Linked DNA regions of Homo sapiens: all the other regions are linked to region 1. A link is a loop called in an ENCODE intact Hi-C map of the cell type or tissue named here. Cell type or tissue: GM12878. All regions are shown on one strand. Links, peaks and the distances in the headings refer to the core of each region. The heading gives the core; the rest is flanking DNA.

Region 1 (5,960 bases), core at 1,080-5,079:
ATTTGTTTCCCTGTTTCCTTATTTTTTTTTTCTTTGCTTTCAAGATCTGTGGGTATATGCTTCTCACCAGTTCTGGGAAATTCACAGCCATTATCTCTTTACACATTGCCTCTACTCTTTTCTCACTATCTTTCTAATTGAAACTAAGTGTATGTTAAATCTTCTTGATGCAGAACTGCTGGGCTCCAGGCTAAACTTCACCCTCAAGCCTGGAACCTCAGTCCTAAGTGAAACAGCTGACCCCATTTTTTCCACCCAAATGATTGCTTTTTTGGCCCGCTCCACCCCCTGTCATATGCCTATAAATACCAGACCAGCTAGCAGAACAAAAGGAAGAAAAAGAGCAACCTCAGCAGCTGATGCAAGTGGTCGGGGATACAAGCTGCTGAGCATCAGGAATACATGCAGCTGAGCATCGGAAACTACAGATAGACACGGCTTCAGAGAAAGAGCAGTTTCTTCCCATACCATCCCCTTTCCAATTCCCCATCCTGCTGAGAGCCACTTTTATCACACAGTAAAATCTTCCATATACACTACCCTTCAAAAAGTTTATGTGACCTGATTCTTCCTGGACTCTGAATAAGAATTCGGGTGTCAAGAAGGGCAGGTGCAGAAGGCTGTCAGCCTGGGCTGTTAACACTTAGCCATCCACGGACTGCAGGCTGAGTGAAACAAGCCACTCCAGTTCCTGCCCACAAAGGGGGTCAAGGTCAAGACTTGACCTTGAACTATGAACTATCCTGTCTCATTCTCATCCTATCTTACATATCTTTTAACCTTTTTTTCATATTTTCCATTTCCTTGTTTCTCCCTGTGCATTCTGGATCAGTTATTTAGATATATTTTCTGGTTCACAAATTCTCACTTGAGTTATCTAATCTGCTAGTTCATCCCTCCACTGAGTTCCTACCACCACTTCCCCATCCCCGACCTCATTTTTTTTTTTTTTTTTTTTTTTTTTGTTTTGAGACGAAGTCTCGCTCTGTGGCCAGGCTGGAGTGCAGTGGTGCGATCTCGGCTCACTGCAACCTCCTGCCTCAGCCTCCCAAGCAGCTGGGATTATAAGGCGCACACTGCCACACCTGACTAATTTTTGTCTTTTTAGTAGGGATGGGGTTTCATCATGTTGGCCAGGCTTGTCTTGAATTCCAGACCGCAAATGATCCACCCTTCGGCCTCCCAAAGTGGTGGGATTACAGGCATGTGCCATCATGCCTGGCTAATTTTTGTATTTTTGTAGTGACGGGGTTTTGCCATGTTGACTGGGCTGGTCTCAAACTCCTGATCTCAAAGGATCCACACGCCTTAGCCTCACAAAGTGCTGGGATTACAGATGTGAGTCACCCCATTATATTTTTAATTCCTGGTTCTTTTTGGATTGTTTCCAAAATGTTTCTGTTCATTCCTGTTTCTAGTTGAAGGCTCACTTTTTAAATTATATACTTCTTTAAACACTTCATACACAGCTGTTTTATGTCGTATATATGTAATTATAATTCTAATACTAGAAATATTTGAGAAATCTAAATCAGTTGTTTCTGCTGACTCTCACAGTGATTGCCTTCTTGTGTGTTTGGTAATCCAGTTTGTGAGTTGATGGCTTCATCATAATCTGTGGGAGTCCTCTGTACCAAACTTGGAAAGTTCTCCTCCAGACAAGGTCGGTTTTCATTCCTGTCTGTAATGTTGAGGCTTAGAAACCAATTCCCCAAAATATGGCATGTTTACATCCTGAACTAAGAAGACTCAAGGTCTCTCTGATCTACCCACCCCTCACCAGCTCTTCCAAAGAGGCTCAAGTTCCTTTACCTGCCTAAGCTCCAGACCCACCAAGGAGAACAATAGTTTTCTTCCCTTCCCTGGGAAACCTGCCCAATTGTCCTGTAGAGGTGATGTTTATGGTTCTTTTTAATAAACATAGAAATTTATCCTCCTGGTCTTAAAACTTGAGAAAATTACATCTGTCTTATCTGAGTTGCTTTCTCAGAAAAGAAACCATCAGTCCTCCCAGACAGTATCAAGGAGCTGAAACTTACCAGATCATCACATCTGGACAAAGGGAGCCAGACGCCTCACCAATCATGACTGCCTGCTTCCTGTTGACCCCTTTCTCTTCCTTACCCCTCCCTAAAATTCCCGTTTTTCCACACATAGTTACATTTCTTCCCTGCTATACAAATCCCAAATTTTAGACAGTCAGGGAGTTGGATTTGGGACTGATCTCCCATCTCCTCTGCTGCAGCACTGGATTACAGCCTTCTTCCCTGGCAATACTCATTGTCTTAATGATTGGCTTTCTGTGAGGGGAGCAACAGGACCTAGACTGAATCTTGGGTGTTTTGGTAACATCTGTAAGACCGAAAATGTAACCACACCTAAACAGACCCTTTTTCAAGATAATGACTGACTCTCTCCAAGGATCATTTAAATTCCAAAGAGAACTACCTACAAGTTAATTTCTGTTCCCTGATCCAGTCATTCTCCCTAGCAATCATTTATTACCCCTCATCTAATCTAATCCCAAACCCTAAATCTAATAAAATACTTCTAAAATCTGCACCCCTAATGCCCTCCCACACTCAACCATTCCACTTACTTTGTAATTTAGAGAGGCCTAAATTTTGTTAAAATAGAGGCACAGCTAATAGATGTTTGTTACACTTACTTTCTTTCCCTTTGACATTTTCATCTACCAGGCATGATTACGTAACATAGTCCTTTTTTTTTTTTTTGTGATGAAGTCTTGCTCTGTCGCCCAGGCTGGAGTACGGTGGTGCGATCTCAGCTCACTACAGCCTCTGCCTCCCGGGTTCAAGCAATTCTCCTGCCTCAGCCTCCCGAGTAGCTGGGATTGCAGGCGTGTGCCACCACGCCCGGCTAATTTTTTGTATTTTTAGTAGAGGCGGGGTTTCACCATGTTGGCCAGGCTGGTCTCGAACTCCTGACCTCAGGTGATCTGCCAGCCTCTGCCTCCCAAAGTGCTGGGATTATAGGCATTGAGCCACTGCCTGGCCAACACGGTGAAACCCCGCCTCTACTAAAAATACAAAAAATTAGCCAGGCGTGGTGGCACATGCCTGTGATCCCAGCTACTCGGGAGGCTGAAGCAGGAGAATCGCTTGAACCCAGGAGGCGGAGGTTGCAGTGAGCCCAGGTTGTGCCACTGCACTCCAGCCTCGGCGACAGACCAAGACTCTGTCTCAAAAAAAAAAAAAAAAAGAAAAAGAAACAATGATCTTTAAGTCATGCAGACTGCCTTTGTATTTTCCAGAAGTTGGATCAACTGAGGAGTGCAAGCAGTTTCAATCACCAGGGAGCTCACCTCTTAAGCTGTAGGCGTAGTTGAATGATAGCCCATCATTGTTCTCTTGTTTGCTTTTCTATAATTGCTTATTGCTCAGGAGTTATGTAACAGGCAGTCACAAGCGCTATTGTGAAACCTGAGACTGATCTCTGAGATATTTTTCAGACTTTGCCTTCAGGTGAATCAACTGACACCAGCTTGAACAGTGACCGTGACTGCAACAAAGGAACTGACTCAACCGGTCCTCTGACCACTCCCCTGCAGGAAATGACTCAGCACATGAAGACAGTTTCAACACTCCTATGATTTCATCCCCCAACCAATCCACAACATCTGTTTCCTAATGCCCTACCTGCCAAATCATCCTTAAAAACCTTAGCCTCTGAATTCTTGGTGAGGTGGATCTGGGAAATGTATCCCGTCCTCCTCACTCTATTGCCTTGCAATAATCAAACTCTTTCTCTGCTGCAACTCCTGCTGGCTCAGTGTTTTGGTTTTATCTGTGCAGTGGGCAAGAACCAGTCAGGTGGTAACAGTTCTGATTGTTACTTTTGGGTGATTTCCCCTACAAAGAGGAAAAATACTAATTTTGAACCACCATATTCAATTCTTAAGGCTTCCTATATTCTTAGTGATAATGTCATTTTTGAAGATAACATATTTCAAAGTACAGTAGCTTTGAAGTATATTTGTATTTTGAAGATACATGTACTTGAAAAATTGAGTTTGGCAATGTGTTTCCACTAACATTAATTTAACAGGTAAGGCCGGGCGCAGTGGTTCACGCCTGTAATCCCAGCACTTTGGGAGGCCAAGGTGGGCAGATCACGAGGTCTAGGAGTTCGAGACCAGCCTGGCCAATATGGTGACACCCTGTCTCTACTAAAAATACAAAAATTAGCTGGGCGTGGTGGCTCGCACCTGTAGTCCCAGCTACTCGGGAGGCTGAGGCAGAAGAATCGCTTGAGCCTGGGAGGCGGAGGTTGCAGTGAGCCGAGATGGTGCCACTGCACGCCAGCCTGGGTGACAGAGCGAGACTCCGTCTCAAAAAAAAAAAAAATTTACCAGGTAAAAGTCATCTTGGTTTAAAATATTTTCACAACACTTTAATTTTTCATGTGGTTACCAGTGTGGCCTTATATCGCCAATGTTTAAAAAAATGTTATGGACTCCTGCCTCAGCCTCCCAAGTGGCTGGGACTACAGGCGCCGGCCACCATGCCTGGCTAATTTTTTGTATTTTAAGTAGAGACGGGGTTTCAGTGTGTTAGCCAGGATGGTCTCTATCTCCTGACCTCGTGATCTGCCCACCTCAGCCTCCCAAAGTGCTGGGATTACAGGGGTGAGCCACCGTGCCTGGCCAGAGGATAGTAGAAAATGAGAAGATTAATGCAGAAAAGTCATCAAAGCAGAAGGTAGATCTCCAGTCTTTGCCAACTCGTGCCTACCTGGATCAGACAGTTGTGCCTATCTTATTACAGGGACTTGCTGTGCTTGCAAAGGAAAGATGAGGAAACAGACTTGGAGAGGTTAAGTGACATGCTCAAGACAACACTGCTGGGTCTTGCTACGTACGTTGACCAGGTTGGAATGCAGTGGCGTGATCATGGCTCACTGTAGCCTCGACCTCATGGGCTCAAGTGATCCTCCCGCCTCTGCCTACCAAGTAGCTAGGACCACAGGCGAAGCCACCATGCCCGGATAATTAAAAAATAAAAAATTTATAGAAAAAAATGTTATCGAGGACTTTGAAAGTATTTCACTAAACCAAAACATAGTGATGAAAATAGTAATGTGAATATTAAAGTAGAGAATGTCACAAATATAAAAAATTAACAAGAGCCCCATTTTCACTGAGGAAATAGGTGAATATGATAATTTTATAGAAACAAGTAAAGAAAAATGTGAATAGAAGTATGAAAGTGGATATCTGAAAATGAGCAATCCAGCTACTCTTTTTTTTACACCATGTTTATCTTTTAAGTAAGTCTGTCAAGTTTTGACATGAAGTTAATGATGCTTTCATTTTGATTTTTTTTTTCTTTTCTTTTTTTTGAGATGGAGTCTCGCTCTATTGCCCAGGCTGGAGTGCAGTGGCGCGATCTTGGCTCACTGCAACCTCCACCTCCCAGGTTCACGCCATTCTCCTGCCTCAGAGTAGCTGGGATTACAGGCGCCCGCTGCCAGGCCCGGCTAATTTTTTGTATTTTTAGTAGAGACAGGGTTTCACCATGTTAGCCAGGATGGTCTCGATCTCCTGACCTTGTGATCCACCCACCTCGTTCTCTCAAAGTGCTGGGATTACAGGCGTGAGCCACCGCGCCCGACCTTCATTTTGATTTCTAACAAAACACTGAGCACTGGTAAACCAATTAAATTTTTCATTTCTAAAACAAAACAGCATAGTAAAAAATTAAATAATTCTTTTGCTAAAGTCAGAAAGAGGCCAAAACTAGATATCCATTCAGATTTGCACTTCTTATATCCTAAAACAGACAGTTCTTACTGCTGTCAAAAGGTTTGTAAAAACCTAATGTGAAATTATTCAAAATATGCTCAGAGAGAAAGCAAAACACACTGCTACTGGAAAATTACATTGTCAAGTGACTCATCTGACATTGTGTAACATTAGTAGCATTCATTATGAAAGAGGA
Region 2 (5,960 bases), core at 956-4,955, 67 kb after region 1:
CAGCCTCCCAAGTAGCTGGGATTACAGACGCCCGCCACCAGGTCTGGCTAATTTTTGTATTTTTAGTAGAAATGGTGTTTCACCATGTTGGCCAGGCTGTTGTCGAACTCCTGACCTCAGGTGATCTGCCCGCCTTGGCCTCCCAAAGTTCTGGGATTACAAGCGTGAGCTACCACGCCCAGCTGTTTGAGCGTTCTATAGTGGAAAAAATGTGAAAGTCATGGTATTAACTAAATTTTCATTTAAGAGTGTGGGAAGAATGATCCTTCAATGGACAGCTTTGGAGGGACCAAGGGAGACAAAAGTAGAATTGCTGTTAATGTTGAACCTTAAGAGCCATCTTTGTTCAACATACAAATTAAAATACCATTATAGGCCAGGCGAAGTGGCTCACGCCTGTAATCCCAACACTTTGGGAGGCTGAGGTGGGCAGACCACTTGAGGTCAGGAGTTCAAGACCAACCTGGCCAACATGGTGAAACCCTGTGTCTACTAAAAATACAAAAATTAGTTGAGTGTGGGGCTGGGTGCCTGTAATCCCAGCTACTTGGGAGGCTGAGGCAGGAGAATAGCTTGAACCTGGAAGGCAGAGGTTACAGTGAGCCAAGATCTCCGCACTGCACTCCAGCCTGGGCAAGAGTGGGCAGGACTCTATCTCAAAAAAAAAAAAATAATAATTATGGAAAACAAAATTTATAAAAATCTAAAAGATATGTGATATAAATGTAACTCACTTAAGAAGCATCTTAGATTTTGTATTCCCCGTATGTTTCAGAGCAATTCTATTGGTTTTACCTTCGTATTTTTATGTTGGTGATGAGAAAACACTTAACCATTTGTAGGTTTCAGTAATTGAAATAATACTTTCTGGTAGTATTTTTCAAATAGACCCCAGGACCCATTTACATTCTTAAAAATTATTGAGGATCCCAGGCCGGGCGCGGTGGCTCACGCCGGTAATCCCAGCACTTTGCGAGGCCAAGGCAGGTGGATCACAAGGTCAGGAGATCGAGATCATCCTGGCTAACACGGTGAAACCCTGTCCGTACTAAAAATACAAAAAAATTAGCCGGGCATGGTGGCGGGCGCCTGTAGTCCCAGCTATTCAGGAGGCTGAGGCAGGAGAATGGCATGAACTTGGGAGGCCGAGCTTGCAGTGAGCCAAGATCGCACAACGGCACTCCAGCCTGGGCAATAGAGTGAGACTCCATCTCAAAAAAAAAAAAAAAATCACTGAGGATCCCCAAAGAGTTTTTGTTTATGTATATTTGTTAAATTAAAATTTCTATTAAAACAGATAAATTTTAATAGACATTCATTTTTTAAAAATCGTAAATCTATTACCTAGAAAAGAGATATATTTTCATTCAGATCATCACTTTTCAGATCATTGTGGATACTCTTCTTTGATACCCCAAAACTCAGCAAGTGGTAATTTCTTATGGGTTGTTGCAATGTGGAACTTGAAAACATATCAATGAACTTTGCGTACATTTTGTTATGATGCACTTTTCATACATTTGTGTTATGATGCACTAGTCTGTCTTGAATTTTGAGTTGATCTTTACCAATGCATGATTTTGTAACATCATGCATTGGCAGTTCGGAAAATATTGGTTCTCTGAGTTATATAGATCTTTTAAATATTGACACATTTTATTATCCAAAACAAAAATCAGTTGTTAACATAATAACTGATGTCATTAGAAAGGTCCTGGATAGCTTTCAAGATCACAGTGGCAGCTACGAGGCTTCCAAAATTCACTTGAAAGCTAAAGCTTTATCACTGACAACAAATTCTGTCATTTGTTTTCTTTGAAATGACAGCCTCATTTCTTCTATTTTCATGAAATAGTCTGCCAAGTACTCAAATAAGAATAACCTTACACTGTAGTCATTGTATTAGTCCGTTTTCACACTGCTGATACAGACATACCCAAGACTGGGTAACTTATAAAGAAAAAGAGGTTTAATGGACTCACAGTTCCACGTGGCTGGGGAAGCCTCACAATCATGGCTGAAGGCGAAAGGCACGTCTTACAGGGTGGCAGGCAAGAGAGAATGAGAGCCAAGAGAAGGGGTTTCCCCTTTTAAAACCATCAGATCTCATGAGACTTATTTACTATCATAAGAACAGCACAGGAAAGACTTGCCCCCATGATTCAATTACCTCCCACCGGGTCCCTCTCACGACACATGGGAATTGTGGGAGCTACAATTCAAGATGAGATTTGGGTGGCGACACAGTCAAACCATATCAATCATTCTTTTAAAAAGTAAAAATGGTGTTCCATGAGAAAAGTAACTAGTTCAGTTCACAACCCTGAAAGGGTCTCAGACTACAGAATATGCAGACTACACTTTGGGAACCACTGCTTTATGGTAAAGAAAAATTATCAGTCAACTTCAACATTTGCAGCAAGAATAGCATATCATTTTCTGGCCAGGTGTGGTAGCTCACGCCTGTAGTCCTGCACTTTGGGAGGCCAAGGCAGGCAGATCACTTGAGATTAGGAGTTTGAGACCAGCCTGGCCAATATGGTGAAACCCCCTCTCTACTAAAAATACAAAAATTAGCTGGGCATGGTGGCGCACGCCTGTAATCCCAGCTACTCTGATGGCTGACGCATGAGGATCACTTGAGCCTGGGGGGCAGAGGTTGCAATTAGCCAAGATTGTGCCACTGCACTCCAGCCTGAGTGACAAGGTGAGACACTGTCTCAAAAAAAAAAAAAAAAAGAATAGCATACCCCTTTCAAATCACTTCTTATATTTTTGTGTGGCTGCCAGAAGTAGTGGAAGTAGACATTGAAATGGCAGGAGTTCAAAATATTTGGAATAAAAATATTTTTGATCTGGAAGATCACAGTTGGTAAATGCTGGACTAGGTGTTACCGTTACATGATCTAAAAATGACCTTTGGGGCCCTGTGTTGTTTACTTCTTCACAGCAACCAGGACTGTTAGCTCAAAAGCCCATCATCACCAAATCAAATGTTTACACATCCAATTGTTTAAGTATAGCCTAAATAACCAAATTATTAGCCATCTATCTAGAGCCCACCTGCTTTACATACCCTGCAAACTACACTCAACGTCTACTATCCATAGATAAAAACCCCAGGCTATAAAAGACCCCAAATCACTGCTGCCCTTTGGAGCTCTGTAACCCAGAGACACCCCCCCACCCGCCCCGCCGATCTTGCTGCTAAACAACGTCATGACACATACACCCTCTCTCTAGTCCTCCAGGAATTCTCTTACCCTCCCCCTTCTGAGTAGTGGCCGCCCTACACTGTCGCTGCCTTTGGAAGGTCTCATGCTGTGAGGGACTTCCCGGCATACAAACCTGTCAAAGCGCTGTCCAAAGAGAGCTTGTTGTGTCCCACTGCCACCTTGTGGTCACATCTTTTTCTTTGTTCTGCCCTGAAATCCTTCAGATTCACTGCAGTTACATGGTGTGCCATAACATAAAACAAAAAGTGTTTATATGTCCAAAAAGTTTGTGAAGGGCAACATGCCACTATTATGAATGTTAATTTGTCAAAGGCTCTGAGAAATACTATAGCTAAGAAACTGTTTAACTTCGTTTGTCCAAGCATTTCCAAATTTCTAGCACAGAACACTTTTTTGATTACCCTAGCCAACTCCATCACATTTTAAAATGTTATTTTTCTGATCCCTGATTTCACAGAATAGGAAAGTGAGATATTGAAATGTTATTTGTGTCAGGGTGCGGTGGCTCATGCCTGTAATCCCAGCACTTTGGGAGGCCAAGGTGGGTGGATCGCTTGAATGCAGGAGTTTGACACCAGCCTGGGCAACATAGAGAAACCCTGCTTCTATAAAAAATTGTTTTAATTAGCTGGGCATGGTGGTGCACACCTATAGTCCCAGCTACTCGGGAGGCTGAGGTGGGAGGATCGCTTGAGGCCCCAGGGGTTTGAAATCAGCCTGCACAACATTAACTGAGACTTGCTGTCTAATAAAATAATAATAGTGCTAAGACTAAAACTAAAATCTTAAGATACAGTAAAACGAACGCTGATCCCATCCACGCCATCTCTCCAGAACATCGAATAAATCACTTAACTCTTATGGATCTCGACTTTGCCTTGTGCATAATGGCCAATTATCATAACATTGAGAGATCTAATATTAATAATAATGCAAGAGGCCGGGCATGGTGGCTCACGCCTGTAATCCCAGAACTTTGGGAGGCCGAGGCAGGTGGATCACCTGAGGTCAGGACTATGAGACCAGCCTGACCAACATGGTGAAACCCTGTCTCTACTAAAAATACAAAAATTAGCCAGGCATGATGATGTATGCCTGTAATTCCAGCTACTCAGGAGGCTAAGGCAGGAGAATTGCTTGAACGCAGGAGGCAGAGGTTGCAGTGAGCCAAGGTCATGCCACTATACTCCAGCCTGAGCAACAAGAGCGAAACTTCGTCTCAAAAAAAATAAATAAAAATAATAATGCAAGAGTTCATACAATATATTCTACCTTGAGTCATCACATCAAAAAAAATAAATTTTTTAAATAGTTCATATAAAATGGCTTTTATTAATAAACTAAAGAGAAAAAAGCTGAAGAAATTTTAACTACCCAGATCACTTCTACTCTTCCCACTTAACCATCAGTACCCCTAAATCTTCTATAATGATATATTTTTGCTAACATCATTGAATGGAAGTAAAGTGGGCTAACATGTTCACCTTATATTTGATTTTTAATTTCTTCTTTTTCCAAGGAAGATAAATGCTGGTTGTGTTTGTGGGGGTTTTTTGTTTGATACATGGAAGGCCTTTCTTCTTTCGTGACACCTTATATAACATGATTCCTCTTATATATTCATATGGTTGCTCACATATGAGTATTTAAGACCATAAAATTTATATTATATAGAAAGTATTTACTATACTTGCATATGCATGTGCAATTATAATATTGTTACCCTCAAAGCAACCTGACTCCCAGATTAGCACTGCTCACTGTAATTTCCCATCAGATCTCCTGAATTAACCTATTTTCTCGACTATGTTTCTAAGTATTTATAAAATTTCTTAACCTTAGTTAGAATAAAACATAACTTCACATTATGAATTAGGACTTGAAACTGTTAGAAGTACTCTGAGTTGGTTTCTGCAGAAGAGATAAAAACTAAGCTGCTATTAGAAATATGAAAATTATGGTTTTGGCTGTGTATGGTGGCTCACGCCTGTAATCCCAGCCCTGTGGGGGGGCCGAGGCAGGCGGATCACCTGAGGTCAGGAGTTTGAGACCAGCTTGGCCAACATGGTGAAACCCCGTCTCTACTAAAAATACAGAAATGAGTCGGGCGTGGTGACGGGTGCCTATAATCCCAGGTATTTGGGAGGCTGAGACAGGAGAATTGCTTGAACCCGGGAGGCGGAGGTTGCAGTGAGCCAAGATCACACCACTACACTCCAGCCTGGGCAACAAAGAGCAAAACTCCATCTCAAAAGAAAAGAAAAGAAAAGAAAATTATAGTTTTATAGATGTTACAACAGCATGAAAATAATTTTTAAACTTACTAAATCTTTTTTTTTTTTTTGAGATGGAGTTTCACTCTTTGTTGCCGCCTGGAGTGTAGTGGTGCGATCTTGGTTCACTGCAACCTCCACCTCCCGGGTGCAAGCGATTCTCCTGTCTCAGCCTCCTGAGTTGGGATCACAAGCGGGTGCCACCACACCCGGCTAATTTTTTGTATTTTTAGTAGAGACAGGGTTTCACCATTTTGGCCAGCCTAGTCTCGAACTCCTGACCTCAGGTGATCTGCCCACCTCAGCCTCCCAAAGTACTGAGATTACAGGTGTGAGCCACCAAGCCTGTCCTAAAACTTACTAAAGCATTTTAATTCAATTAGGTCTTCAATGATTATCAGTAAGTTCACCTCACATACCTTTGCTAATCTCCTACAGCAGACATGCATTG
Region 3 (5,960 bases), core at 1,314-5,313, 62 kb before region 1:
TTCAAGCGATCTCCTGCCTCCGCCTCCCAGGTAGCTGGGACTACAGGCGCATGCCACCACGCCCAGCTAATTTTTATATTTTTAGTAGAGACGGGGTTTCACCGTGTTGGCCAGGATTGTCTCAATCTCTTGACCTTGTGATCCACCCGCCTCAGCCTTCCAAAGTGCTGGGATTACAGGTGTGAGCCACCGCACCTGGCCAGCTTTGAATTCTTAAAAAATGTTCAGCTGAGGCCAGACACGGTGGCTCACACCTGTGATCCCAGCACTTTGGGAGGCCGAGGCTGGTGGATCACAAGGTCAGGAGATCAAGACATCCTGGCTAACACGGTGAAACGTCGTCTCTACCAAAAATACAAAAAAATAGCCAGGCATGGTGGCGGGCGCCTGTAATCCCAGCTACTCAGGAGGCTGAGGCAAGAGAATCGCTTGAACCCGGGATGCGGAGATTGCAGTGAGCCGAGATGGCGCTACTGCACTCCAGCCTGGGCGACAGAGCCAGACTAAGTCTCAAAAAAAAAGAAAAAAGAATTCAAAGCCAATGTAACTAGAGGGCAAAAAAGAAAGAAAAATGATGTGGGGAATCTCTGAATGAATAATCATTTGTTAAAAGATTCCCCACATCATTTTTCTTACTTTTCTTGCTGTGTGCTAGGCATTATTCTAGCTAAAAGGAATACACTGGTGAACAAGACTAATAAGGTCCCTGCCTCTATGGAGTTGACATTTGGGATAGAGGTGGGTGTTGGAGATGGACAATAAACACGTGAATACATAATTACATATTTAATATGTAATTATATAGACGTATGTGCATGTGTAAATGAATGTGTTTACAAATTACAAGTACCAAGAATAAGATGCATTTTGTTCTTTGAAACAGGGTCTTGCTCTGTCACCCAGGCTGAAGTGCAGTGGTGCAATCCTAGCTCACTGCAGCCTCAACCTCTCAGGCAATCCTCCCACCTCAGCCTCCTGAGTAGCTGAGACTACAGGTGCACGCTACTACATCCAGCTAATTTTAAACAATTGTTTGTAAAGGTGGAGTTTCACCATGTTGCGCAGGCTGGTCTTGAACTCCTGGGCTCAAGTGATCCTCCCACCATGGTCTTCTAAATTGTTGGGATTACAGGTGTGAGCCACTGTGCCCGGCCTGGAGAGGGCTTTCTGAGGAAGTGACATTTGATCCAAGACTTGAACACTGAGAAAAGGCCAAATACATGAAAGCAGAAAGAAGAATGTTAACAACTGTGAAACAACAAAAGCAGATGCCCTGAGACAATAAAGAACCACTGCTGAGGAAGGAACCTAGAGGGAGCCAAAGGGAGAGGGCTGTGAAACAAAATGGGAGAGGCAGGCAAAGGCCAGATCACACAGCACTGGAGTTCATGGTGAGAACTTTGGACTTCATTTGAAATGCACTGAAAATCAAAGGCAAGATTTTACTGAAGGGAGTGTGACATTACATTTTAAAAAGATTATTCTGGGTGCAGTGTGAGGAATGCAATAGAGAAAAAACAAGATTGAAAGCAGAAAGGAAGTTAAAAGGCTTTTGGACTAATCAGGTGAGAAACTATAAGGTAGTTAAAATGAGGGTGGTGACAGTATAGATGGAAGGAAATGAACAGATTAGAAAGATACTTAAATGATAAAATTGATGGAACTTGGTGATTTGTTAGATATGAATACTAAAAGAGAAAGATGGTCCCCAAGCTCCTGAAAGGAGAAATTGGATGAATGTTGGTGCCATTCAATGGGATATTCAAGTGGAAATGTTAAATGTGCAGTTGAATATAGGCGCTCAGGCCGGGCGCGGTGGCTCACGCCTGTAATCCCAGCACTTTGGGAGGCCGAGGTGGGTGGATCATATGAGGTCAGGAGTTTGAGACTAGTCTGGCTAACATGGTGAACCCCATCGCTACTAAAAATAGAAAAACTAGCCGGGCATGGTGGTGCATGCCTGTAGCCCCAGCTACTTGGGAGGCTGAGGCTAGAGAATGACTTGAACCCAGGAGGCTTGAACCCAGGAGCCGAGATCGTGCCACTGCACTATAGCCTGGGTGACAGAGTGAGACTCCGTCTCAAAATAATAATAATAATAATAATAATAATAATAATAATAATAATAATAATAAAAGGAAAATAGGAGCTCAGAGGCTGGGCACGGTGGCTTGTGCCTGTAATCCCAGCTGTCTGGGAGGCCGAGGCCAGTAGATCGCTTGAGCTCGGGAGTTTGAGACCAGTCTGGGCAACATGGCAAAACCCCTTCTCTACAAAAAAATACAAAAATTAGCTGGTGCTTGGTGGCTCATGCCTGTAGTCCCAGACACTTGGGAGGCTGAGGTGGGAGGATGGCTTGAGCACTGGAAGTCAAGGCTGCAATGAGCCATGATCGCACCATTGCACTCCAGCTTGGGTGACAGAGTGAGACCCTCTAAAAAAAAAGGAAAATAGGAGCTCAGAGGAGAACTGGGGACATATTTATCCACAGGTGGTAATCAGAGCCATGGATGTGGTTAATAACCTGGCCAACGTGGTGAAACCCCGTTGCTAATTAAAAAATACAAAAATTGGCCGGGCATGGTGGCTCACGCCTGTAATCCCAGCACTTTGGGAGGCTGAGGTGGGCAGATCACCTAAAGTCAGAAGTTTGAGACTGGCCTGACCAATATGGTGAAACCCTGTCTCTACTAAAAATACAAAAATTAGCCTGGCGCAGTGGCGCACACCTGTAGTCCCAGCTACTCGAGAGGCTGAGGCAGGAGAATCACTGGAACCCAGGAGGCAGAGGTTGCAGTAGGCCGAGATCGCACCACTGCACTCCAGCCCGGGCAACAGAGGAAGACTCCATTTCAAAAATAAAAAATAAAAAATTAGCCAGGCATGGTGGCACACGCCTGTAATCCCAGCTACTCAGGAGGCTGAGGCAGGAGAATAACTTGAACCTGGGTGGCGGAGGTTGCAGTGAGCCAAGATTGCGACACTGTACTCCAGCCTAGGGGATAGAGTACGCACTCCAGCCTGGGGGATAGAGCGAGACTCTGTCTCAAAAAAAAAAAAAAAAGAAGAAAAGAATTAGCTGGGCCTGGTGGCAGGCGCAGCTACTGGAGAGGCTGAGGCAGGAGAATCGCTTGACCCCGGGAGGCTGAGGTTGCAGTGAGCTGAGATCGCGCCACTGCACTCCAGCCTGGACTAAGAGCGAAACTCCGTCTCAAAAAAAGACTGGCAGAAGAGCATAAACTGACAAAGGAGTCTAAAAAGAAATGAGCAGAGATGCAGGCAGAACACCAGGAGAGCATCATGTCACAGAATGCTGCTGAGAGTTAAGGAATACGAGGATTGAAAAACAGCCACTGGATGGAAAGACAAAGGGGTCATTGATAGCGTTGGGAAGAGTCATTTTGGGGGAGTGGATGAAGCTAGATTGCAGTGTCAAGGGAATAAGTACAAGTGACAGGGAGTGTAGATGACTGTGAGAAACGTAGACATAAAAGGGAAGAGAGATAGGCCACAGACTCATCCCTCCATAAATAACAGTTTTGTTATTACTATTTACTAGTCATTTTTCAAAAGCAAAACTTTGAGACATTTATTTACTTCCCCACATTACCAATTATTACATCATAATTCTGAGTGGCTGTCTTATATCTTCTCAGAAAAAGTGCACTATTGAGTGGCTGGCATCTCATAGAGAGCTTCAGTCTTTGGTCATAGCATTAGGAGCCCTTGGTTTCACAGGTCATTTAATAGATTGTTTAGGTACTTACACTTAAGATTTTCTTTCTTTTTTTTTTTTTTTGAGACTGAGTCTCGCTCTGTCGCCCAGGCTGGAGTGCAGTGGCACGATCTCGGCTCACTGCAAGCTCTGCCTCCCAGGTTCACACTATTCTCCTGCCTCAGCCTCCGGAGTAGCTGGGACTACAGGCGCCCGCCACCGCGCCCGGTTAATTTTTTATATTTTTAGTAGAGACGGGTTTTCACCATGTTAGCCAGGATGGTCTCGATCTCTTGACCTTGTGATCCACCCGCCTCGGCCTCCCAAAGTGCTGGGATTACAGGCGTGAGCCACTGCACCCGGCCTACACTTAAGATTTTCACCTAAGTATCCAATTTACTTGTTTAGTGGATTTTTTGATTAATTAATTTTTTTTGGAAACAGAATCTCACTGTCACCCAGGCTGGAGTGCAGTGGTACAATCATAGCTCACTGCAGCCTCGACCTCCCAGGCTCAAGTGATCCTCCCACCTCAGCCTCCCAAGTAGCTGGGAACACAGGCATGCACGACCATGCCCGGTTAATTTTTTTACTTTTTGTAGAGATGAGGTTTCACCATGTTGCCCAGTCTGGTTCTCGAACTCCTGGGCATAAGTGATCCACCTGCTTCGGCCTCCTAAAGTGCTAGGATTACAGGTGTGAGCCACTGTGCCCAGCCTTAATTAATTATTTTAACATTAATTTTATTTTTTTAAAAAATAAGCAGGCCAGGCATGGTGGCCCATGCCTGTAATCCCAGCACTTTGGGAGGCCGAGGCAGGCAGATCATCTGAAGTCAGGAGTTCGAGACCAGCCTGGCCAACATGGTGAAACCCCATCTCTACTAAAAATATAAAAATCAGCCGGGCGTGGTGGTGCACGCCTGTAGTCCCAGCTACTCGGGAGGCTGAGGCAGGAGAATCGTTTGAACCCGGGAAGTGGAAGTTGCAGTGAGCCGAGATCTCGCCACTGTACTCCAGCTTGGTGACAGAGCGAGACTCCGTCTCAAAAAAAAAAAAAGCAATACATCCAAATGCTTCAAAATTCAGAAAGAGGCCAGGCACGGTGGCTCACACCTGTAATCTCAGCACTGTGGGAGGCCAAGGCAGGCGGATCACCTGAAGTCAGGAGTTCGAGACCAGCCTGGCCAACATGGTGAAACTCCATCTATACTAAAAATACAAAAATTAGCCGGGTGTGGCGATGCACACCTGTAATCCCAGCTACTCGGGAAGCTGAGGCAGGAGAATCACTTGAACCTAGGAGGCGGAGGTTGCGGTGAGCCGAGATCGTGCCACTGCACTCCATCCTGGGCAAGGGGGAGACTCTGTCTCAAAAAAAAAAAAATTCAGAAAGAACTAAAAGTTCAGTGAAAGTTTACTTTTCACCGTATTCCTGAACCCCTAGTTTCCTTCCTGGGGCAGCTGTACTTTATTTAACCAGGAGCCTAGTGATGAACATTTGCTTGTTAACAGTCTTCTATTATGAATGAAACAATGGATAATCTTGTATATGTCATTTTGTGCATACGTGAGTGTCTTCAGTCTATTTCCCTAGAAGCTGAGACTGGTGGAGCTTCGTAGGCAAGTGATTTATTAGGAAAGTAGTCTAGGTAGAAATCTAGGAGGGTGAGGGAGGGAAGCAGGCCAGGGGAGGGGAAGAAGGAAAGCAAGAATGGTTTCAGGGGAAGTCTAGACTCAGCCTATTCCTACCGGGAGCCCTGAAGCATAAAGTGCAAGCAGAATCTGTCTGCCCTTAGGCAAGGGACCAGAACATTTGTACCCTACCATAGACAGTCACTGGTTAAAGCAGCACATAACTCCCATGAACTTCATGTCCAGGTGGCTCTAATCATCCAAGTCCAGTCCCCTGGGGTTGTAGGTACAAACCATTACCAGCAGCACCCACAGCTCCTGGGGGAATGGGCACCACAAAATGGTAGCAGGGATCCCCAGGGATTGAGGTGGGGACACCAACAGGTTTCTGCCACAGTGGATATGTTGATGAAAAGAGTCAAACTCTGTTAAATATTTGAAGAGATTTATTCTGAGCCAAATATGAGTGACCATGGCCCATGACACAGCCCTCAGGAGATTCTGAGAATATGCGCCCAAGGTGGTCGGGGCACAGCTTGGGTTTTTTTTTTTTTTTTTTTTTTGAGACGGAGTCTCGCTCTGTCACCCAGGCTGGAGTGCAGTGGCGTGAT
Region 4 (5,960 bases), core at 721-4,720, 220 kb before region 1:
GCATTGGATGAACCCAGGGGGTTGAGGCAGTGGTGAGCGGGAATCATGCCACTGCACTCCAGACTGTGCGACAGAGCAAGACTCCGTCTCAAAAACAAAAGAAAACCAAACAAACCAGAAAATGAACCTAATATTGTGAATATGGCATGGTGGCCAGGTCTGCTGTAGGTCAGATAAAACAGCAAGAAATAGAATATGGAAGTATAAACTGAGCCACAGCAAGAATTTTGGTTTATTTTTTTTGAGACAGGGTCTCACTATGTCATCCAGGCTAGAGTGTAGTGGCACGATCTCAGCTCACTGCCAACTCCACCTCCTGGGCTCAAGCAATTCTCTCACCACAGCTTCCCAAGCAGCTGGGACTACAGGTGAATGCCACCGTGTGGCTAATTTTTTTAATGTTTTGTAGAGATGAGGTTTCTCCATGTTGCCTAGGCTGGTCTTGAACTCCTGAGGCTCAAGCCATCCCAGCCTAAGAATTGTTTTATACACAGGGGTTACCACTGGCCAGGTGTGGTGGCTCACACCTATAATCTCAGCATGCTGAGAGGCTGAGGCAGAGTCCAGCAGTTCAAAACCAGCATGGGCAACACAGTAAGACCCAGTCTCTACAAAAAAATAAAAATAAAAATAGAAACACTAGCTAGGCGTGGTGGTACACGCCTATATTCCCAGCTACTTGGGAGGCTGAGATGGAAGGATCACTTGAGCATGGGAAGTCGAGAGTGCAGTGGACTATGGTAGTGCCACTGTACTCCAGCCTGGATGACACAGCAAGATCTGTCTCAAAAAAGGGAAAGAAAAGTGGGTTGACAATTTATTAAAGGTAAGTGGAACATCATCAGAGTGAATCAAAGTACTATTAACAGCCAATACGACAGGCATAAAAGTCTTTCAGGCCAACCCAAAAGACACATGCATGTAGATAATGTCTAGCAGGTTTCAGTATTTGCTGAATAAACAAACATTATCTGAACACCCCATTAAAGAGAAGTCCTAGGCCGGGCGCGGTGGCTCACGCCTGTAATCCCAGCACTTTGGGAGGCAGAGGCGGGCGGATCACGAGGTCAGGAGATCGAGACCATCCTGGCTAACACGGTGAAACCCCGTCTCTACTAAAAATACAAAAAATTAGCCGGGCATGGTGGTGGGCGCCTGTAATCCCAGCTACTCGGGAGGCTGAGGCAGGAGAATGGCATGAACCCAAGAGGCGGAGCTTGCAGTGAGCCGGGATAGCGCCACTGCAGTCCAGCTTGGGCGAAAGAGTGAGACTCCGTCTCAAAAAAAAAAAAAAAAGAGAAGTCCTAATGTAAACTTATAGATGGGAAAAAGTCCTGACCACTTCTGTTTCCTTTTCTATCTATGCCAACCACAGACATAGCATGATTTCATCTGTAAGCATTTCAGTACCTAAAAGACGTAGGACTTAAGAAATAAATAATATACATTAAAATACTATTCTTATACCTAAAATATATAAATTCGCTCTGGTATTTTAAATTGAAAACTTCCCTTATGGCTTTTTAAGTTCCACTTCTTATGTTCCACAAAGGAAAGTTTATTTGAAGAGTATCCACTGATATGGTTAAACTGAGTAAAGTCTATTTTTCATTGAAAACCTGACTTGCAACATAAGCATTCGAAAAATTAGAGATACCTGTAGAAAGTTAACAAACCACCAATACTAACAATTCAGTGTAAAAAGCCACTTTTCAGGAATTCCAAATGTAACACAATTTATTCAACCTGTACTAGCTCTGGCTTTCTGTCACCTTAGTCACAGAAAAAATTAGCCTATCAGTCCTTAAATAGGCTTTCTAGAATCCATTTTTCTAAGCCCAGATGGTCCTGGACCACAATACAATGGTATGACTTAATAATTTTGACTTTACAATGATGCAAAAGTGATACAGGCATTCAGCAGAAATTGTACTTTGAATTTTGATCTTTTCCCGGGCCTGTGATAGGCAGTATGATATTCTTCCACGCTGGGTGGTGGCAGCAAGCCATAGCACCCAGTCAGCCACGTGATCATGAGCATTAACAATCAATGAAAAACACACACACACACAAAAAAAACAAAAATCCCCCCTGCGGAGGCAGGCTGGTGTTGTGGGGGGTGGGGGTGGGCGGGCGTGCAGGGCTGCCCCTCCCACGGCACATTAAAAAAAACAAAAAACCAATCAATGGTGTACTGTGTTAGCTAAGTTTTTTGGATGTTGTGTTTTCCCATCCCATCATGTCTATAAAACCCCATTTTTGACTTACATTTTCTACTTAATACAGGTTATCGAAATGTAACTCCATCGTAAGCTGAGGTACATCTGTACTACTATAAACAACTAACATTTGAAAATCTGTATGTAAAGAACTATGTGGAATGCTTCATATACTTTTATCTCATTTAAGTATCACAACAAATTAACAAAGACTCGCAATCCTCCCTCTTGCAGCACAGTGGTTAGAAGGGGCAGAACAGTTCTCTATGCTTCTGTAACTGCAGTCAGCAAAAGGCCAAATGGATTCATATATTACTAAGTCCAACAGCAAAATCAAGATCAGTATCCCCAGCCCCACGGGATGACACCAAGCCAGATGAGAACACCAAACTGTGGCCATTTTATAGCCAGCAAGTATACCCCCCAAGGTGGTAAAGTCCTATGCACAATTGAAACCAAGGAGGCAGATGAGAAACTGCTTTGTGACTGTTTCTCACAGGGCTGCTTTTCTCTCACTTTGTTCTTGGAGGACCTGCAGGGTTGTCCTGCCAGAATATGGGTCAGCCTGTGATTAAGCCTAAGCTTTGCCTCCATGGTCTATGAGAAGAGCAAGTCATCAGGGCACCACGGTGAAGCTGTTCACCTACAACTCTGCCTTCCCATCTTTCATGTATCCAGCTACAAACTCTATTCAGAACCACAGGCCATCCAATCAGATATCCTAATCCATTGTACTTTGTCTTAGGCAACACTGGATTAAAAAGTGCCTGCAATCGTGATTCCCAGCAGGATGATCACACCTATTGTGGAGGACATACCAAACGTTCCCCATGCAGAGCCAAGTAAGCTAAATATATCCCAACTACCAAGCTTCACCAGTGAGAGCCACAGGGCTTTCTCCCTAAAAAAGGGAGAAATAAATTGCTCTACTTTTTCTGACTCGTTAACACAGGTACAGCATGAAGTGCTGGCAATCACACATCTTGACTGGCCAGCAGGAAGTTCAGACCAATGCAACAGACTATCATCATTCAGGCTAGAATACTGACACTAGTCTGTTGTGCCTTCAGAGCAGAGAAGCCAGAGACAAATTTTAGACCATGTTTTCTATTTGTATTATTCCCTAAAATGGGAATTAAAGACAACAGAGAACACATGAAGCGGAAGCCAGTTACCCTACGAGAATTCTGCCAAGTAATTCATTTCGGAGCCCTCTGGATACCCAACTCAAGGAAACATCTACTAAATCAAGCTTGTCCAATCCGCGGCCCATGGGCAGCATGCAGCCCAAGACGGCTTTGAATGAGGCCCAACACTAATTCATAAGCATGATTAAAACATTATGAGATTTTTTTTTTGCAATTTTTTTTAAAGCTCATTAGCTATTGTTAGTGTTAGTGTATTTTATGTGTGGCCCAAGACAATTCTTCTTCCAAAGTGGCCTAGGGAAGCCAAAAGATTGGACACACCGTGTACTAGAGGTCTGGTGATCTTAAATATCTGAAAAGCGCTGACAAGCACCCCCAAGTATACATGACACATCAGTGTGTGGCAGGCGGGTACAAACCATATTAAGACAACACTGTGTTGAGGTAAAAACTGTATTCGAAGTATCACTTCTTTTTTTTTTTTTTTTTTGAGACGAAGTCTCGCTCTGTCACCAGGCTAGAGTGCAGTGGCGTGATCTTGGCTCACTGCAACCTCCACCTCCTGAGTTTAAGCGATTCTCCTGCCTCAGCCTCCCCAGCAGCTGGGATTTCAGGCACACGCCACCACGCCCAGCTAATTTTTGTATTTTTAGTAGAGATGGCTTTTCACCATGTTGGCCAGAAGTATCGCTTCTTCATCGCTCCTATTATGAGTGAGTCAATTTTCTGCCACTGGAGATAGACAAAATGCCTTCAGTGGAACAGAAGAGTTCCTCTAAACCATGCAGTTGAGGGTAGCTGTCCAGGTTCTTGGCGTCTTGAACAAAGAACTGAACAAACCACACAAGCAAGGCAGCCAAAGCAGAGACTTATTTTAAAGGACAGCACACTCCACAGGGTGGGAGCGGGGGCAGCAGTGGCTCAAGACAGTCAAGTTACATAATTTTCTGCAGTTTAAATACTCTCTAGAGGTTTACCATGGATTCACGTTATGTAAATGAAGTAGTGGCCAGCCACTAGCCTGATTGGTTGTGGGAGGGGACCAATCAGAGGTACTTTCATTTTCTGACTGCCACTCAGCAACTTTGACACAGAAAAAGGAGGGGTTGAAAAGGGAGTAGCCGGCAGGGAGCAGTGGCTCACGCCTGTAATTCCAGCACTTTGGGAGGCAGAGGCACGCTGATCACTTGAGGTCAGAAGTTCGAGACCAGCCTGGCCAACATGGTGAAACCTCGCCTCTACCAAAAATACAAAAATTACCGCGGTGTGGTGGCAAGTGTCTGTAATCCTAGCTACTTTGGAGGCTGAGGCAGAAGAATCGGAAGCGGAGGTTACAGTGAGCCAAGATCACACCACCGCACTCCATTCTGGGCAACACAGTGAGATTCAGTCTTAAAAACAAAAAACAAAAAAACAAAACGACAAAACTACAATAAACAAGACCATATAGTACTGACACAGGACAGGCATTGATCAATGGAACAGAACCTAGAACCCAGGAGTAAACCCTCACATTTATGGTCCCTAGTAAGGAAGGATCAGAATCCAGGATATCTTAAAAACTTACAACCTGACAATCCAAAGACAACACAAATTTAAGGCCAAAAGTTTTGAATAGATACTTCTCCAAAGAAATCAACATGCACATAAAAAGATGCTTAACATGACTAATCATCAGGTAAATGCAAATCACAACCACAATGAGCTACCACTTCAGGCTCACTTCTATGGCTATAAAAGTTAAGTGTCTATGGATGTAGACCAACCATCTCTCAAACATTGCTGTATAAAATTGTGCATGTCTATTCACAATAGCAAAGACCCAGAATCAACCTAAATGCCCATCAACGGTAAACCGCATAAAGAAAACAGTACACATACACTAGGGAATACTATGCAGCCATAAAAAAAGAATGAGATCATGTCCTTTGCAGGAGCTTGGAGCTAGAGGACATTATCCTTAGCAAACTAACACAGGAAACCAAATATTGCATGCTTTCACACATAAGTGGGAGCTAAATGATGAGAACACATGGACATGTAGAGGGGCTCAACACACTGGGGCCTATAAGCAGGCAAAGCGTGGGAGGAGGGAGAGGATTTGAAAAAAAAACAACTAATTGGGTACTAGGCTTAATACCTGGGTGATTAAATAATGTTCCACAAACCCCCATGACACAACTTTACCTATACACGTACCCCCAAACCTACACACGTACCCCCAAACATAAAACAAAAGTTAAATAAAAAATAAAGTGGTAAATCTACTTTGGATAATAGCCTGGCAGTTCCTCAAAATGTTAAACAGTTATCATAACCAAGGAATTCCACTCCTAGGTATTTACCCAAAAGAAATAAAAATACACGTCTACATAAACACTATGAATGATCATAGCTGCACTATTCACAGTAGTCAAAGAGTGAAAACGTGTCAAACGTCTGTTAACTGATGGAAGAATAAGCAAAAGTGGCATATCCATACAACGGAATATCTGGTAATAAAAACGAATGAAGTAACATACATGTGTTAACATAAATGAGCCTTGAAAACATGCTGGATGAAAAATATTATGACTTCAATTATATGAAGTGT
Region 5 (5,960 bases), core at 1,031-5,030, 150 kb before region 1:
TGCACTCCAGCCTAGCAGGATTGTCTCAAAAAAAAAAAAAAAAAAAAGCATTATGCTAAATACAAGGAGCCAGACACCGAAGATTCTACGATATCATTCCACATTTATAAAATTTTAGAAAAGGCAAATATTGTATATAGTGATAGAAAGCAGACTGATGGTTAGATTAATGTGAAATATTTTGCCACATAATGCAATGGAAATAACATAAATAAAAATAAACAAAAAAGTCAGTGTCTATCATCAAGATAGCTTCTAAGGAAGCTTCTACTGATATTTACAATTTATTGTCTATATCAAAGGCTATTTTATTTGTGGCTTTTTGGAGAGGCCAGTGGAGATTACAGCTCTGCCAGATTACTTTTTTGTGAAGCAATTTGCAATCACATTCTTGTTATATGGAGAAAAATCCTTGTTCTTGAAGGGAATTCTTAAAGGGAAGGGATGGTTGCTGTCTTGCTCTTCTTCATTTTTCCTGCAGATATCTAATGTATATTCACTTGAAGTAAGTCTTATTTGGGGAGTGTAGCAATATGTCAAGGCACTTAACATTGTGTCAAGGGTCACAGTGCCAAGCACCATGTCAAGGCAGAGGGAAGATGATTGATGATGTATCCTGAAGAATACTGCAGTCAAAGCTTGGAGAATGAGTTGAGTGCTGTGGAAACCCTGATGACAGGGACTACAATGAGGAAGAAGACCCAGAGCAGCGAAAGCTTTGGCAATCTGGCCAGGGAGACTATTGGATAACTAGGTATCCTGGATTTATGCAAAGGCTCTACAATGAGATTACTCAGTTTATAATTTGGATTAACCTGTCGTTTCTGTGGGCTCACCCAGGAATTTTCCTTACAGTATGATGTAGGGAAATGCCTTTGACCACTCCCCTATCTCTTTATCAATACCAGGGTCACACCTCTACCTAGCCTCCTTCCTTCCTTCCTTCCTTTCTTTTCTTCTTTCTTTCTCTTTCTTTTCTTTCTTCTTTCTTTTCTTTCTTCTTTCTTTTCTTCCTTTCTTCTTTTTCTTTCTTTTTCTTTCCTTCTTGCTTCCTTCCTTCCTTTGTTCTTTCCTTACTTCTTACTTCTTTTTTTTTTTTTTTTGAGACGGAGTCTTGCTGTCACCCAGGCTGGAATGCAGTGGTACCATCCAGGCTCACTGCAACCTCTGACTCCCGGGTTCAAGTGTTTTTCCTGCCTCAGCCTCCCGAGTAGTTGGGACTACAGGGGTGCACTACCATGCCCGGCTAATTTTTGTATTTTTAGTAGAGACGGGGTTTCACCATGTTACCCAGGCTGGTCTCAAACTCCTGACCTCACGTGATCAACCCGCCTTGGCCTTTCAAAGTGCTGGGATTACAAGGGTGAGACACCACGCCTGGCCCCTTTCTTCTTTTTTTTCCTTCCTGCCTCCTTTCCTCCTTCCTTCCTTCTTTCCAGAAATTAGTGTCAGTTCATCCTGTTTCTTTTTTATTGACTAGATCGGGGTCAGAAAACTGACCTGCAGCCTGTTTTTGTATGACCCATGGGCTAAGAATGGCTTTATCTTTTTAAATGGTGGATAACAAATCCCCAACATGCCTGTCTTTTGAGTTATGCCTCTCCCAGTCCGGATCAGTTGCTTTCTACATTTGCTGTTTTTGATCCTGTGATTTTCCTTCGCCATCACTTTGCGTCTCTCCTGTTTCTTCTATTCCCTTCCCTTTCCCTCCCCTCCCCTCCCCCACTCCCCTTCCTCTCCCTCCTTCCCTCCCTCCCTTCTTTCTTTCTTTCCAGGGGAATTGGCAGGGGAGCAGGAAGTCAAATCATATGTCACCATGTGACTCTTGGGACTCCTTCTTCTCATGTTTCTTCTTCTTTGTAGTAGGGGCAGGGCCAGCAGCAGGAGCTACAGAGCCGGGGCAGCAGAGGCGGCCACAGCCTTGTGGGAGAGCACAATGGCAACTTGCCAATACCCTGGGCAATGACACCTTTAATGTTTTTTCCATTCAGCTCACTGATGATCTTGCTGCACTGGTTGCCATTGGCCTTATTGCTTATATTGTACAGGATCTTCTTGACGTCCTTGGTGCTGGGCAAGGGGTTGCCCCCGAGGGCAGCCAGTAGGTAGGAAGGACGACCTTCTGTGTCCCGGAGGAAAAGAAAGCCACACCTTCCTCTTTTAGTTTGTTTCTTTTCTTATTCCTGTGTTGCTGCTGAGAAACCCAATCCAATTCCGACTCCCCCACCACCCTTTTGTGCCACCCTTCTACCCCTTCTGGAAGCCTGAGAATCTCCTGTTTGTCCTAGATATTTTACATTTCACAATCATATGCTTTAGTGCAGGACAATTTTCATCTATTATGATGGACACTTTCAATTTGGTTCTTCTATTCTGAGTGTGTTTCTTCAACTATTTCTTTTTTTTTTTTTTTTGGAGATGGAGTCTCGCCCTGTTGCCCAGGCTGGAGTGCAGCGGCCCAGTCTCAGCTCACTGCAACCTCCGCCTCCTGGGTTCAAGCGATTCTTCTGCCTCAGCCTCCCAAGTAGCTGCGACTACAGGTGCATGCCACCACACCCAGCTAATTTTTTGTATTTTAGTAGAGACATGGTTTCACTGTGTTGCCCAGGCTGGTCTTGAACTCCTGAGCTCAGGCAATCCGCCCGCCTCAGCCTCCCAAAGTGCTAGGATTTCAGGTGTGAGCCACCACGCCCAGCCTGAACTATTTCATTGTTGATTTCTTCCCCTCTGTTTTACTCTTCCTGGAAATTCTATTATTTGGCTGCTGAACTTCATAGATTTCATAAATTTTCTTACCTTTTTTCTCTCATTTCCTATCTCCTTGTCTTTTTGCCACGCTTTCTGTGTAATTTCCTCAATTTTATCTTTCAATTCTTCATTAAAATGTTCATTTCTTATCATGTCTTTAACGTCTAAAATTTCTTCTTGTTCTCTGAATGTTCCTCTTTTTACAAAATAACATCTTGTTCTTGTTTTCAGAATGCAGTATCTTTTCTTATCTTATCTTTCTCAAGACTGAGAAATGGAAAACTACAGAAACCACAACTTGAAAAACAGTACAGAGACCACAATTTGCAAGACAGATAAACTATGTCAGCAACAGCTCAGCTTGGACCCAGGTGTTCAGGAAACAAAACCACAGACTTTTTCACAGACAGCCTTGCCTAGCCTATCGACACAGTCAGTGACTCAACTTTGCAACTTTTGACCAATTCTTTCCTGCCCTAACTCTACCCTTCCTTCCTGCCCCTCCCCCAACTCTTGTTATCCCCGCCCTAAAAGCATCCTTTGGCTAACGCCTCCTCAGTGAAACTGTATAAAACTCAAATGTTAAAGCTACTCGGCGTCCATTTGACTGACTCCATTTGCTCACTATCTCCCTTGCCTGGCACATTTCTAATAAACTAAGCTTCCTTAGTTATTGTTATTTGTTATTTGTTTGTTCTATGTTTTAACCATAACAGATTTCTTTGCTGCTCTTTTATGAGAAACTTTCTTTTTTTTTGAGACAGAGTCTCACTCCGACGGGGTTTCACCATGTTGGCCAGGCTGATCTCAAACTCCTGACCTCAAGTGATCCGCCCGCCTCAGCCTCCTAAAGTGCTAGGATTACAGGTGTAAGCCACCGGGCCTGGTCTTTTATTTATTTATTTTTTTGAGATGGAGTCTCGCTCTGTCACCCAGGCTGGAATGCAGTGGCGCTCTCGGCTCACTGTAACCTGCACCCCCTGAGTTCAAGTGATTCTCCTGCCTCAGCCTCCTGAGTAGCTGGGACTACAGGCGACCGCCACCATGCCCAGCTAATTTTTGTATTTTCAGTAGAGATGGGGTTTTACCATGTTAGCCAGGATGGTCTCGATCTCTTGACCTTGTGATACACCTCCCTCGGCCTCCCAAAGTGAGTGAGGGAGCCACCGCGCCCAACCGGCACCTGGTCTTTTATGAGAAGCTTTGACTGAACATGAGTTAGTTTTCTTTCATCCACATAGTATTCTGTTTCTCCAAGGTGCTTTCCCTGCTTGTGTGCTTTTTGTCTTGCATGATAGAGGCTTACTTTAGAGTTCTGGTAATTTTTGGTTTCTTACGATGAGGAATGAAGGACTACAGCTGATTGGAAGTTTGCAGTATATGGAGAGCTCTTGTATTTCTGAGTTTACTGTAGGGCCATTTATTTGTTGGGTAATCTTATCAGTTTCTCTTCTTTCCTCTTGGGCTGCTTTGATTCCTGAGAGAAAGGTGTGACAATCCCCTTCCTAGAGGGTAAAGATCTGGCTGACATGGTTTGGGCACTAAATGATTGATGAAGGCTGTGAGGCAGGAGGCAGGGGCTTAGCAATCAGCAAGCATGTGATTGTGTAAACCTCCATTTTTGTTTGGTATCAAAGCTCTCAGCTGTACTTGATGTTTCCCAGTCCACAGACTCCAACTTCTGCTGAAACTAGGGAGAAACAGTCATCCAGCAGCATGAGAGCAGGTAGAAGATCTGGGTCTGTTTGTGATTCTACAATATAATCATTTCTGTTTTCAATTTTTCTCTACTGTTGCCACATAATTCAGCTTTCTCAGTTCTTCTGAGTTAGTCTGCAATCATCTCTTTGCTTTTTAGCTTTCAAAGGTTTATCATCGGCCAGGTGCAGTGTGGCTCATGCCTGTAATCCCAGCATTCGGGAGGCTGAGGCAGGCAGATCACCTGAGGTCAGGAGTTCGAGACCATCCTGGCCAACATGGTGAAACCCCGTCTCTACTAAAAATACAATAATTAGCCATGTGTGGTGGCATGCGCCTGTAGTCCCAGTTACTGCAGAGGCTGAGGCAGGAGAATGGCTAGAACCCAGGAGGTGGAGGTTGCAGTGAGCCAAGCTTGTGCCACTGCAATCCAGCCTGGTGACAGAGTGAGACTCTATCTCAAAAAAAAAAAAAAAAAAAAAAAAAAAGAAAAAAGAAATGTGAAGACAGGAGATTTGAGAGGGGCCAGGGGCAGAATTATAGGGTTTGGCTGTGGCTGCACCCAAATCTCATCTTGAATTTTAGTTCCCATAGTCCCCACATGTTGTGTAAGGGACCCGGTGGGATGTAATTGAATCATGGTGGCAGTTTCTCCCATGCTATTGTTGTGATAGTAAGTTCTCACGAGATTTGATAGTTTTATAAGGAGCTTGCTGCTTCACTTGACCCTCATTCTCCTTCCTGCTGCCCTGTGAAGAAGAACATGTTTGCTTCCCTTTCCACCATGATCATCAGTTTCCTAAGGCCTCCTCAGCCATGCTGAACTGTGAGTCAGTTAAACTTCTTTCCTTTCTAAATTACCCAGTCTTGGATGTGTTCTTAGTATGAGAGTAGTATGAGAAAGGACTAATACAAGCTATTTCAATAAGCCATAAAAAGCAGTAAAAAGGCCAGACAGGGCCAGGCACGGTGGCTCATGCCTGTAATCTCAGTGCTTTGGGAGGCTGGAGGCAGGTGGACCACCTGAGGTCAGGAGTTCAAGACCAGCCTGGGCAAAATGGTGAAATGCCATCTCTACTAAAAATACAAAAAATTAACCAGATGTGGTGGCAGGCATCTGTAGTCCCAGCTACCTGGGAGGCTGAGGCAGGAGAATTGCTTGAACCCAGGAGGCAGAGGTTGCAGTGAGCTGAGATCGCGCCACTACACTCCAGCCTAGGTAACAGAGCAAGATTCTGTCTCAAAACAAAACAAAACAAAAAATGGGTCAGGCACAAAGGCTCATGCCTGTAATCCCAACACTTTGTGAGGCTGAGGTGGGAGGATCACTTGAGTCCCAGTATTTAAGACCAGCCTGGGCAACATAATGAGACGCATCTCTATTTATATAATCAAAAAAGAAAAAAGAAAAAAAAGGCAATATTCCTTTAACAGTGTGAGTGTCTCAATGAAATGGAATGGAAATCAGGTATTTCCATTCCCCTAGAGTTGTTTTTTTTTTTTTTTTCTCCCTC

The links. Peaks named below come from ENCODE experiments on the same cell type or tissue, not always from the same donor. Only the 100,000 strongest peaks of a DNase experiment are listed, where the experiment ranks them.
Region 2: a loop joins it to region 1, with 4 times the contacts of the local background. A loop is called at or near these places in 6 of 110 quality-filtered maps.
Region 3: it touches region 1 in a loop (4-fold over the local background); 7 of 110 quality-filtered maps call a loop at or near these places.
Region 4: it touches region 1 in a loop (3-fold over the local background); 17 of 110 quality-filtered maps call a loop at or near these places.
Region 5: a loop joins it to region 1, with 6 times the contacts of the local background. A loop is called at or near these places in 8 of 110 quality-filtered maps.

What each region holds. Positions count from the first base shown.
Region 1 is chr12:31,746,951-31,752,910 of GRCh38, reverse strand. It overlaps LOC105369724 (a long non-coding RNA gene), which reads left to right. Exons shown (of 4, transcript XR_931501.3): 3 at 1,558-1,663; 4 at 3,473-3,778. Among named protein-coding and RNA genes, the nearest start is that of AMN1-AS1, 21 kb to the right of the region's middle. RefSeq lists enhancers at 2,935-3,519, 3,382-3,676, 3,528-3,707, 3,728-3,797, 3,520-4,105 and 1 more. In GM12878, for the core only: no CTCF peak of the experiment used is centred there; a DNase peak (open chromatin) is centred at 3,510; H3K4me3 peaks cover 905 bases; H3K27ac peaks cover 4,000 bases.
Region 2 is chr12:31,679,743-31,685,702 of GRCh38, reverse strand. All of the region lies in intron 6 of AMN1 (antagonist of mitotic exit network 1 homolog), which reads left to right. Among named protein-coding and RNA genes, the nearest start is that of ETFBKMT, 23 kb to the right of the region's middle. RefSeq lists a silencer at 3,167-3,256. In GM12878, for the core only: a CTCF peak has its summit at 3,392 (motif pointing left); DNase peaks (open chromatin) are centred at 3,032 and 3,392.
Region 3 is chr12:31,808,871-31,814,830 of GRCh38, reverse strand. No RefSeq gene overlaps it. Among named protein-coding and RNA genes, the nearest start is that of H3-5, 20 kb to the right of the region's middle. In GM12878, for the core only: a CTCF peak has its summit at 1,314; a DNase peak (open chromatin) is centred at 3,460; H3K4me3 peaks cover 613 bases; H3K27ac peaks cover 2,168 bases.
Region 4 is chr12:31,963,787-31,969,746 of GRCh38, reverse strand. The region is part of intron 2 of RESF1 (retroelement silencing factor 1); the gene reads right to left. Among named protein-coding and RNA genes, the nearest start is that of RESF1, 7.4 kb to the right of the region's middle. RefSeq lists an enhancer at 2,556-2,625. In GM12878, for the core only: no CTCF peak of the experiment used is centred there; a DNase peak (open chromatin) is centred at 2,739; H3K4me3 peaks cover 487 bases; H3K27ac peaks cover 1,063 bases.
Region 5 is chr12:31,893,971-31,899,930 of GRCh38, reverse strand. It overlaps the pseudogene RPLP2P4. Among named protein-coding and RNA genes, the nearest start is that of LINC02422, 9.7 kb to the right of the region's middle. RefSeq lists a silencer at 3,850-3,949. In GM12878, for the core only: no CTCF peak of the experiment used is centred there; a DNase peak (open chromatin) is centred at 3,220; H3K4me3 peaks cover 568 bases; H3K27ac peaks cover 3,103 bases.